3 separate regions of the Homo sapiens genome follow, and regions 2 and 3 are each linked to region 1. The links are chromatin contacts, found by Hi-C or POLR2A ChIA-PET in ENCODE. All regions are on one chromosome and are shown on one strand. Each heading gives the region's core, a stretch centred on a gene start or an enhancer-like site at or near the end of the contact. The rest is flanking DNA. Distances are from core to core; before and after follow the strand shown. Region 1 has its middle 15 kb from the start of BSN-DT. Region 2 holds the start of GMPPB (GDP-mannose pyrophosphorylase B). Region 3 holds the start of IP6K1 (inositol hexakisphosphate kinase 1).

The links. Hi-C counts contacts between places; a loop is a spot of excess contacts on that map. ChIA-PET counts read pairs that join two places held with the same protein, here RNA polymerase II (POLR2A). Pooled maps may share reads with other maps.
Region 2: a loop to region 1 is called in a map with no recorded cell type, with 7 times the contacts of the local background. The contact joins the promoter of GMPPB here to the enhancer-like site in region 1. A Hi-C loop is called at or near these places in 1 of 168 maps with a recorded cell type or tissue (CD8-positive, alpha-beta T cell), 6 of 37 single-sample maps with no recorded cell type and 16 of 50 pooled maps. POLR2A ChIA-PET finds 5 or more read pairs at or near these places in 13 of 52 experiments (CD4-positive, alpha-beta memory T cell, CD8-positive, alpha-beta T cell, HepG2 and 7 more).
Region 3: a map of ascending aorta shows a loop between it and region 1 (3-fold over the local background). The contact joins the promoter of IP6K1 here to the enhancer-like site in region 1. A Hi-C loop is called at or near these places in 1 of 168 maps with a recorded cell type or tissue (ascending aorta), 2 of 37 single-sample maps with no recorded cell type and 16 of 50 pooled maps. POLR2A ChIA-PET finds 5 or more read pairs at or near these places in 5 of 52 experiments (H1, HEK293T, activated CD4-positive, alpha-beta T cell and 2 more).

What each region holds. Positions count from the first base shown.
Region 1 is chr3:49,537,546-49,541,106 of GRCh38, reverse strand. No RefSeq gene overlaps it. Among named protein-coding and RNA genes, the nearest start is that of BSN-DT, 15 kb to the left of the region's middle. RefSeq lists a silencer at 915-1,144 and an enhancer at 3,351-3,561. Within about 2 kb of position 1,251, at least 24 of the 41 ENCODE cell types and tissues checked have a DNase peak (open chromatin) inside an H3K27ac peak, as active enhancers do; they include CD8-positive, alpha-beta T cell and ascending aorta, where a contact is called at or near this core.
Region 2 is chr3:49,722,592-49,726,194 of GRCh38, reverse strand. It overlaps GMPPB (GDP-mannose pyrophosphorylase B), which reads left to right and starts at 2,244. Exons shown (of 9, transcript NM_021971.4): 1 at 2,244-2,597; 2 at 2,723-2,803; 3 at 2,893-2,941; 4 at 3,081-3,223; 5 at 3,441-3,599. The coding sequence starts at 2,469. It overlaps IP6K1 (inositol hexakisphosphate kinase 1), which reads left to right. Exons shown (of 6, transcript NM_153273.4): 6 at 1-1,901. RefSeq lists a silencer at 1,751-2,200 and an enhancer at 2,841-2,940.
Region 3 is chr3:49,785,170-49,788,947 of GRCh38, reverse strand. It overlaps IP6K1 (inositol hexakisphosphate kinase 1), which reads left to right and starts at 2,406. Exons shown (of 6, transcript NM_153273.4): 1 at 2,406-2,594. RefSeq lists silencers at 553-762, 1,543-1,707, 2,443-2,792 and enhancers at 1,883-1,952, 2,039-2,728.

The DNA.
Region 1 (3,561 bases), core at 2-2,501:
CTCTCGAGTAGCTGGGACTACAGGTGTGCACCACCACACCTGGCTAGTTTTTGCATTTTTAGTAGAGACGGGGTTTCACCATGTTGGCCAGGCTGGTCTTGAACTCCTAACCTCAGGTGATCCACCCGCCTTGGCCTCCCAAAGTGCTGGGATTACAGGCGTGAGCCGCTAGGCCCGGCCTCTCTCAAGACCTTTTGCAACGGAAGTGGGAAGTGATCCTAGACTACTGGCTCCAATTCCCTAGAAAGGGAGCTGGTCTGGCGTGAGCTCTGGACCATTTTGGCAGGCTCCAAACTTGGTTTTGCCCTCTATAGCCTAAGGATGCGACACCATGCGGACAGAAGACAACAGCACCCTCAGCCCTGGCCCTGGCCAGCTCCCAACTGGATGTCCCTGCTGTTCCAATGCATGCCTAGAGCTGTGAAGACTGCTTTGGGAAAGGTGTTTCCTGGGGTTTCAGGGTACCCCCACTCAGGGAAAGAGTAAGTCGCCAGCAGCCTCATCCCACGTCTGCTTCTAGTGCCAAGCAGGGGGACCCAATCACACAAGTGGAGGCACCTCATCTCCATCCAGTACCCTCCCAGATCTCACAGTACCCTATCAGGCTACCCCCTTTAGGCGGTGCCCTCAGGAGCTCTCTGGCTGGAGGAAGGAGAGACAGAGAGGCCCTGCAAGCGCTGAGCTCTATCTATACCGTGTGCAGGTCCCGCGCTGGCTCCGCGGGGCACGGGGCCTGGAGGCAGGCAAACGCTAAGGCGAGGGAGTACGCACAGGAGGGCTCCTTATTGGTTCCCCACCTCTGAATTAAAGGTTTGCTGACTGGGGTCTCGGTAGCGGAAGCCTGGGCCCCAGACTCGCCCCTCTTATTGCCTGCTCGCTTCCCTTGCCTAGGGAGAAGGGCACTGGCGAATCACAGGCTCCCCAGTTGCAGCTACACTCGCCCCGATGCCCTCAGGGACTGTGCGGCAGTGGTGGAGAGAAGACAAGTCTAGTTACACCACCAGCTAGCGGCCGCGCTCGGACTGGCTCCCCGCGGTTGGGCTACTCGCGGGCTTCGCCCCGCCCGCCCGCCGGCCCCACGGCCTTAGCCCTGCCCACAGCCCCGCTCGGCCCCGCGCTGCCGGAGATTTTCGTCCGCTCCCGAGCGGCCTCAGCTCGACCCACGGCCGGCCTCCGGAGGCTAGCGCTTTCCGGGAGCTGGCGGCGTTATTAGCCCCGCCCACAGCCCGACTCTTCAGCCCCGCCCACCGCTGGCGACTTAATCCTCTGGCGCCACCTCCTGGGAGGCCGCGGACACTGTCTCCCTCTTCGGCCCAGAGCTGCTCCTGGCAGTCCACTCTGCTGGGCTCACCTGGGGGGCATCTGGAGCCACTACCAAGGTTGGGAGCTCTCCCTATCCCCAGCCCGAACCTGCCCAAGGCCCTGCGTCTCGCCACACGGAGCCTTCACAGGGACATGGACAGAACAATTCGTCTGACCCGAACTGAGACTCTAGGATAATCGCCACCAAAACTGGGGGTAGTGGGGCTAACCAGGGCCCCAGCAACCCGGTCTTCATGCTGCCCATGCCCTAGGCTGTCCTTAGGAGGGCCCCTCCTGCAGGAGCACCCGAACTCCAGCTGATGGGAGCCCCCACTTTGAACCTCTTGCCGAACCTCCTCTAGATCTTCTAGGGTCCCCACAGGGAAATGGTACCCAGCATTTCTCCATAGGTGCTTCAAATAATTCTTTGCTGCTCTACAACAGGAACAGAATTTCATCATCAGAATTAAACCTGGCCGGGCACGGTAGCTCACGCCTGTAATCCCAGCACTTTGGGAGGCCGAGGTGAGTGGATCACCTGAGGTCAGGAGTTCAACACCAGCCTGGCCAACATGGTGAAACCTTGTCTCTACTAAAAATACAAAAATTAGCCGGCCGTGGTGGCGGATGCCTGTAATCCCAGCTACTCCAGAGGTTGAGGCAGGAGGATCGCTTGAATCCGGGAAGTGGAGGTTGCAGTGAGCCGAGATGGTGCCACTGCACTCCAGCCTGGCCGACAGAGCAAGACGCTGTCTCAAAATAATAATAGTAGTAGTAGTAATAATAATAATAATAATAATAATAATAATAATAATAATAATAAAACCTAAAGTGTTTGGGTCATATTTAGAACTGAACACGCCTCACACTAGCCACAAGACCCAGACCAATAACTCCCTTGCCCTCTCTGGGCCTCAGTGACTTTGCCTCAAGGTAGTTGTGAGGAAGGTGAGCAAAACAGGGAAAGAGTCACCAATGGATTTGGATTTTTAAGATATTGAAATCCCAGGCCAGGCGCGGTGGCTCACGCCTGTAATCCCAGCACTTTGGGAGGCCAAGGCAGGCGGATCACAAGGTCAGGAGATCGAGACCATCCTGGCTAAAACGGTGAAACCCCGTCTCTACTAAAAATACAAAAAAATTAGCCGGGCGTGGTGGCGGGCACCTGTAGTCCCAGCTACTCGGGAGGCTGAGACAGGAGAATGGCATGAACCCAGGAGGTGGAGCTTGCAGTGAGCTGAGATTGGGCCACTGCACCAGTCTGGGTGACAGAGCAAGACTCCATCTCAAAATAATAATAATAATAATAATAATAATAATAATACAAAAAATGAGCCAGGCGTGGTGGCACACACCTGTAGTCCCAGCTACTTGGGAGGCTGAGGCAGGTGAATCGCTTGAACCTGGGAGGCGGAGGTTGCAGTGAGCCAAGATGGCACCACTGCACTCCAGCCTGGGTGACAGAGCGAGACTCCGTCTCAAAAAAAAAAAAAAAAAGGAAATCCCAGCGCTTTGGGAGGCCAAGGCGGGAGGATCACTTACTTGAGGTCAGGAGTTCGAAACCAGCCTAGCCAAGATGGCGAAACCCCATCTCTACTAAAAAAAATACAAAAATTAGCTGGGTGTGGTAGCACGTGCCTGTAGTCCTAGCTACTTGGGAGGCTGAGACATGAGAATCGCCTTAACCCCGGAGGCAGAGGTTGCAGTGAGCCAAAATCACAACACTGCACTCTAGCCTGGGCCATAGAGCAAGACTTTCAAAAAAAAAAGAAAAAAAGAAAAAAAGAAATAGGCCGAGTGCAGTGGCTCATGCCTATAATCCTAGGACTTTGGGAGGCTGAGGTGGGTGGACTGCCTGAGCTCAGGAGTTCGAGACCAGCCTGGGTCACATGGTGAAACCCCATCTCTACTAAAATACAAAAAATTAGCCAGGCGTGGCAGCATGCACCTGTAGTCCCAGCTACTCAGGAGGCTGAGGCAGGAGAATTGCTAGAACCCAGGAGGCGGAGGTTGCAGTGAGCTGAGATTGTGCCACTGCACTCCAGCCTGGGCGACAGAGCAAGACTCAGTCTCTAAAAAAAAAAAAGAAAAGAAAAGAAATAGAGAAATGAAGCTCACTCTTGAAAGACTGATGCTTGAATTGGGCCTTCTTTGCTTTAGGGGAGCTAGGAAAGGGCCTCTCCTAGGAGCTTGTTCAACCTGTGGGCAACAAGGGGAGGCGAGGCTGTGGGCTACAATGAGGTAAGTAGTGTGGAGCCT
Region 2 (3,603 bases), core at 995-3,494, 180 kb before region 1:
CAAGGCAGCAGCCCTTTGTGAGGCGCTCTTGGCCCTGGGCCTGGAGGGAGAACTTTAAGCTTTTTTGCTCACAGGGACGTGGTATGGGCCCTGGGTGCAGGTGCCCACATTCTGCTAATGAGAGCTTTGTCTGATCAGTCCTGGGTCCATCAGTTTGTCCATGTGTCCGGCTGCCAGCCCGTCCCTTGGGATCCTTCCCCTGGGGTGTAGCCTTGTTCATTAGTATATACTCATTCCTTCATGCTTTCCTCAGCAGAACACTTCCACTTCTGAGGTGAGCTTTTGCCCCATGCCCTTCCTCCACAGGTGTTGCCTTTTTATAAAGACCTGATAGCAGAATAAATTGGTGTTTCCCTGTTGACCCAGCACCATTTCTGTGGGCCTAGAATATGGCCCTCAACCCTTAGAGTGGGGCAGTGAGGGCTTGAGGAGTGACCCTTCCTTTCTCATGGTTTTAGTCATTTTGGCTGCCAGCCCTTAATGGCACAGATCTGCTGCTTCTAACAGATGGCCAGGAGGTGACACCGATTTCAGCCATTGCCAAGGTTAGCACCCTCTCCTTTGAGCCTAGGGCCACACTGTTCATTGTCACTTTAGGCAAGTGCCTGTTTGGCTTTAAAGGTAAGCCTGCCAGCTGTGAGAAGCCTTGGTAACTGATGGACTCATTTCCTGGTCCTTAAAGATGCAGCCTCTTAAGGGCTCCTTGATGGATGCCATCTCTCCTAGCCCCCAGCCCTGGTGCCACTGGTGGGCAGGTTCCCATTCTTTGGGGCTGGGAGGGACAGCTTGCCTGTTTCTGGTCACAAATTACAGTCTTCTCTCCTGTACCATTCTGTGGCTTCAGCCATGGGGGCAGTAGCCCTTCATTAGTGTAGATAGTCATTCCCTGGTAGGGTGGAGGGTAAGACATAGGGTCTGGAACTGTTTGGGACCTTTTGGGGATGTCCTGTGCCTCCCAGATTCCTCGATTCTGGGAGGAGAGGCTGCCGCATTCTGCTGCTCCTCACAGCGAGCAAAGCTGCACCCACTTACATTCAGTATTTTCCTGGCACTACAAAGAGTGGGAAGGCCTGGGATTTGCTGCTGCTCCCTTAGAGCAGGGCCCCTCTTTTCAGCACTTTGGACACCTGGAGACCCAGCCCTGTTATTTAATGGTAGTGGGCAAGTGTGTGTGCATACTGTCTGCCACTGCTTTCTCCCTGCCCCATGCCAGAGAGCCCTGTCCCTGCCAGGCCCAGCCTTCTTAGCCCCAACTTGGGAACAAAGTGCAACATGGGATCATGGGTTGGGGTGCTCAGGTGAGCCCTCTCTATAGTGCTTCCCTGGGCCAAGCTGACACCAGCCCCTGAGGGTGGGGTGGGACGGGTGGTGCTTAAAAGAGGAAGGGGACCAGTGTAGCAACTTGCCAGGGACCCCACCCCTCCCTCTCTGGGCCTGTGCAGTGAGCATGGGGATTCCCATCAAGGGGCCTGGCACCTGTGCTAGTTACGTAGCCGCTGCTCACGCGCTCACTCCTGACCACATGCACGTTCCCTAGATGCAGACTGCTTTGAACTTTAAAGCTGTACAATTTGGTTATGTTTGTGCTGACTTAAAATATATTTTAATGAGGAAAAAATAATGGAGAACCCTGGGAAGGACCTGGTTCTTTTGCTTCTCGGGGAACTGTAAGCCCTCGCGTTCTGGGAATCGCTCTCTGCTGCTCTTTCCTGGAAGCTAAGCCTGTCTCCACCGCCCGAGGCCTGCGCCGGTGGCTCCCGCCGCAGTTGCGTTTGCTTTGGACCTTGCGTGCGGGGGAGGGGGTGCTCGGTCCGAGCCCGCTCCTTTCTGTACACCTAGCGCTGCCCGCCCCGCTTGTGTCTGAGGTCGTGTATGTCAAAAATAAAGCCGCTAGAAACGGAGGCGAGTCTGTCTTTGTGAAAATCCCGTGGCCCGGGAGCCTTCCCTGGTCACCCTCGGGGCGAGGCCGGGGCCGTGGGGCGGGGCCGGCGGCTGCTGGACCGCGGCGAAGCAGGGAACAAGGCCTCGCCCTTGGCGCCAGTTCCGCCTTTGGATCCGCCAATGGCCAGCTGACCCGCGGGTCCCGGCCCGGGTCTCCATGGCAGCCCGGCGTACTCGGGCGCTCATTGGCTACGTCTGTCGCAGCGCTGCGCTCCAACGTTCCGACGCCGGCGGCCGTGCCACGTACGCGGCAGCCGATTGGCCCGCGGTGGTCGCGTCACTGCCCGCGCCGGGTCCGGCCTGAGTTCGGGGCCAGCAGCCGTCTACCCGGTGTCGCGTTCTGTGTTGTGGCGGCCCTGGATCCGGCGTCAGGGCGACCGGGCGGACGAGGTGGAGCCAGAGTCTGTCAGGCGGGTTGGTGAAGGGCGCGGGGCCGGGCACGGCGTTGGGAGTGCGCGGCAGGGACCGGCCAGGCGGGCTGCAGGCACCTCAGAGCCCGGGACACCCCCTCAACGTCCGCAGGCGCGATGAAGGCACTGATCTTAGTGGGGGGCTATGGGACGCGGCTACGGCCGCTGACGCTGAGCACCCCGAAGCCACTGGTGGACTTCTGCAATAAGCCCATCTTGCTGCACCAAGTGGAGGCGCTAGCCGCGGTAAGACCCTGGGTCGGGATCAGAGTCGCGTTCGGATCTGGCGGGACTAGGGATGGCCAGCGACTAGGGGTCAGGGGCTCCCGTACCTTCTGACTGAGCCCGCCCGTCGGCCTGCGTTCTGACAGGCAGGCGTGGACCACGTGATCCTGGCCGTGAGCTACATGTCGCAGGTGCTGGAGAAGGAAATGAAGGCACAGGAGCAGAGGGTGAGGCACAGACTCTTGGCCCTTATTCTCGGTCCCCGCCCAACTTCCCATCCTGGTAGAACCTGACTGGGGGGGCCTCTTCCTTCCAGCTGGGAATCCGAATCTCCATGTCCCATGAAGAGGAGCCTTTGGGGACAGGTCAGTAGAGGCAGAAAGGTCCCTTGGGGGAGGGTTTAAGGCCAGGAAAAGGGTAAGACCCAGCCTGGAGTGGGCCTGCTGAGCCTGAATCCAGGGACTCAGACCTCCAGCAAGGTGGTGACCTGTCCCCTTCCCCCAGCTGGGCCCCTGGCGCTGGCCCGTGACCTACTCTCTGAGACTGCAGACCCTTTCTTCGTCCTCAACAGTGACGTGATCTGCGATTTCCCCTTCCAAGCCATGGTGCAGTTCCACCGGCACCATGGCCAGGAGGGCTCCATCCTGGTAAGGCGCCAGGTCTTCTCTCTCTTGACACTTTCACCCTCCATGCCCAGCCTCCCATGCCCCCTAGCCTTCATCTGCCTTCGGATGTTATGGATACAGAGCTGTGCAGTATGTATCTTTAAGCACTTGGGGCAGAGTCTCTTGAGATCTGGAACGGCATGTGTATCAAGGCTTAGGAACACTGGACTAGGTCCGAGGTCCCCTTCCTTGCATTCAGGTGACCAAGGTGGAGGAACCCTCCAAGTACGGTGTGGTGGTGTGTGAGGCTGACACAGGCCGCATTCACCGGTTCGTGGAGAAGCCACAGGTGTTTGTGTCCAATAAGATCAACGCAGGCATGTACATCCTGAGCCCTGCAGTGCTGCAGCGCATCCAGGTGT
Region 3 (3,778 bases), core at 1,157-3,656, 250 kb before region 1:
GGGTTCACGCCATTCTCCTGCCTCAGCCTCCTGAGTAGCTGGGACTACAGGCGCTTGCCACCACGCCCGGCTAATTTTTTGTATTTTTAGTAGAGATGGGGTTTCACCGTGTTAGCCAGGATGGTCTCCATCTCCTGACCTCATGATCCGCCCGCCTCGGCCTCCCAAAGTGCTGGGATTACAGGCGTGAGCCACCGCACCCGGCCCATATGTACCATATTTTCTTTATCCATTCACCTGTTGATGGACACTTAGGTTGCTTCCAAATCTTGGCTATTGTGAATGGCACTGCAGCAAACATGGAAGTGCAGATATCTTTTTGATATACTGATTTCCTTTCCTTTGGGTACATACCCAGCAGTGGGATTGCTGGATCATGTGGTAGCTGTATTTTTAGTTTTCTGAGGAACCTCCGAACTGTTATCCACAGTAGTTATACCACTGTTGCTTTTTGAGGGTCCCATCAAACTTCAGGGCAATTTGCCAACTGTATGTGGAGGTTTTCTTGGGAAGGATCTGGAGCTTTTGCACTGCGGTGAGGGGTGATGCAGACTTGAGAATCCTGTGGCATGGCTGGTCCTGGAGGATTAGCAGAATCCCCCTTTTGAGGGTTGTTGGCTTTTCTTCCTGATCTGTTTCTTCTGGTTCCTCTGCTCTCACATCTCCCTGTGTTGACCTGAGCTATTGCATGTAGCCAAGTGGCCTGCAGCAATCTGCTGGTGGGCAGGTCTTGCTGGATGCAGTGTTGGCCCACTCTCCATGCCCAACCTGACATCAGGTCTCAGGCTTCTGCCAGCTCTCCAAGAGGACCTTACTGTGGTAAATCCAAGTTATCACAGTCTTTACTCGTCTGTTGAGTCTGTGGGCCTGAACCCCCTCAGGGTACTGGAGAACCTCCCTTTTTTTTTTTTGAGACAGAATTTTGCTCTGTCACCCAGGCTAGAGTGTGGTGGCGTGATCTCAGCTCACTGAACCTCTGCCTCCCAGGTTCAAGTGATCCTCCTGCCTCAACCTCCTGAGTAGCTGGGATTACAGGCACCTGCCATCACGTCCAGCTAATTTTTGTATTTTTAGTAGGGACAGGGTTTCACCATTTTGGCCAGGCTGGTCTCGAACCTCTGACCTCAAGTGATCCACCTTCTTTGGCCTCCCAAAGTGCTGGATTACAGGCATGAGCCACTGCGCCTAGCTAGGAGGACCTCCCCTTCTGAACCAGTTATGGTATCCCAGGGCCAGGAAGAAGCTGAAAGCCTTCTGTGGGAACAAAACAAAGCAAAACAAAAACGCTTCATGGGGCTTCCACCAAAGTTAGTGTTTTAAGGCACGCCTCAGGAACAGCAACTTGGAAGCAGGTTGTTCCAGGAAGTGGTTGTAGGCAGATTTTTCCTGAGTTCTTCCCCTGCTCTGAGGGCTCATTAAATCTTCCTCTGAGAAGCTCCACTTTTATCTTCATTTTACAGATGGGACAACCAAAGCTAAAGAGAGGCTAAGGCTCAAAAGTCAGAGTTAGCTAGTTGGGGCATTTGGGTGTGGGCCCAGGCCACGTAACTTCATCTGTTGTTCTAAGCCTGAAGCCAAGCCCAGAGTTAGGTGTTCTGTATGGGGAGCAAGGTGTGACCATCTTCCTGGGACCATTAGTCTGCTTGGGAGGCCGGTCATGACAGTCCAGGGCAAAAGATGCTGTCACAGGATCTCAAGACAAGATGCTCTAGGGAAGAGAAAAGGGAGTGCCCGCTGTGTGTCAGGACTTGTGCTAGGCTCTAAACCTCAGGCAGGAAAGCATGGGCAATGAGCCAGAGGCTGCTGTGGCAGCACAGACTGCGGTACCTCGAGGCTAGTAAGGGACAAAGCGTGGGAAGCTGGGATAGAGGCTCCTCACACTCTGAAACCAGCAGGAGGAGGTGCGAGACCCAGCACCTCCATTTCTAGAGGTGGCGTGACCTTGGCTCGGCCTCCCCTCTCTGAGCCTCAGTTTCCTCTCCAGAGTGAACTGGGGGCTGCACCCCCCTTCTCCCAGAGTGGGGGACAAAAAAACGAATAGCACACCGCTGAGATTCCCTGTGTGTGCGCAAGTGTATGACAAGACGCCGCCGGTACCGCACGAGGGCCAGGGACGCAGAGAGGCCAAGGGCGCTCCGGCCTCGTAGTAGCCAGCGAAAACTCCGCCGCCAGCCACTCCGGGAACGAAGCGCATGCGCCAACCCATGCCGTCACAGTCACGTGCCCCACGCTTTCGGCAGAGGCCCTGAGAGGCAGACTCTGACTGACACGTGAGCTGACCTGTCAGCAGGAAGCACTTCCCCTGGCGACGAGCAAAAAGACTGTTGATTGGGGATAGCACCCCCTCGGGGGCGGGTTCTTTGCAGTCCTGGTTACTATGACGCCCGGCCCCCGCCCCCTCGGCTAGCCGCCATCTTGTTGTTGATCCGTACCCAGTGGGCAGCGCCGGGAGCTGGACCAAGCGGCCGGTGAGAGGCCGCTGTAGCGGTGCTCAGCCACCTGTGCTGCCTGCCAGGGGGCGGGCCGAAACCTGGAGGCCCGGGGGGCCCAGCTCCCGTAGGGAGCCGTGGGCGCTCGGTGCCCGGGCCGGGCAGGTGAGTGACAGGAGCCGGGCCGATAGACCGGCCTGACGCCCGCGGGGAGGGCGGTGGCGGGCGCGGGGTTGGAGTGGGCGCGTGTGGGGTCGGGGCTCCGGTGGGGCCATCACTGGAACATCGCTCGAGCGTCCTGACCGGCCGCCCGCCGAGCCTCCCAGATGCTGGCACCGAAGCCGGGGGGACAGCCGGTGTGGAGGACGGAGAGCGCCAGTGCCTGAGGGTTGGCCGGCTAGTAGCGGGAAACCAGCTTCTCTGACCGAAGCTCTGGACTCCGCTGATCCGGAGCGCTAAAGTGTGTCCGGTGCCACCCTGATGCTCTCCTGGGAGTTATGTTGCTCCTGGCTGAGAAATAGACTTACCTCTTTCTTAGATAGCGTTCCTGCGAGTGATTTTCAGGACGCTGGATGCTAAGACTAGACGAAGCAAGCCAAAGCCCCCGCGAGCCAGGCAGGCCGGTGTCACGGCCCTATGATTATGGCAAGGGGGACCCTCTGCCTGGCTGCTGCTTCCTGAGACCCGTTCGGAACCTCACGTGTACCTCGAAGCTCACCGTTTTCCTCGCAAAGAACCTGGTTAAATGTCCATAATGGCTGAGTTTTATTTTGGAACATAATTTCTTTGGTTCTTCACCACCACTTTTTGGAGAGTGGTAATGTCTTCCTCTTTTTGCTTTAGGAGAAAGTGAGTATTATGGTGATGACTTGATTTTATCTCCTAAAGGGATGCTCGCCATAGGAGACAAAGGAAACGTAGGAGTGTCTTAGAATCGGAAAAAGAAACTTGTTTTTGTTGTGGATGATATGGAACTGGCAAATTAACTGTTTTTTTTCTTTTTTTTCTTTTGAGACAGAGTCTCTCGCTCTGTTGCCCAGGCCGGAGTGCAGTGGCGCGATCTCGGCTCACCACAGCCTCCACCTCCCGGGTTCAAGCGATTATCCTGCCTCAGCCTCCCGAGTAGGTAGGACTACAGACACGCGCCACCATGCCCGGCTAATTTTTGTATTTTTAATAGAGACGGGGTTTCACCATGTTGGCCAGGCTGGTCTCGAACTCCTGACCTCGTGATCCACCCCCCTTGGCCTCCCAAAGTGCTGGGGTTACAAGTGTGAGCCACTATGCCCGGCGCAAATTAACTTTTAACAGTACTAAAATTATCTTGCTCAGTGAAAACACCTTCAAGC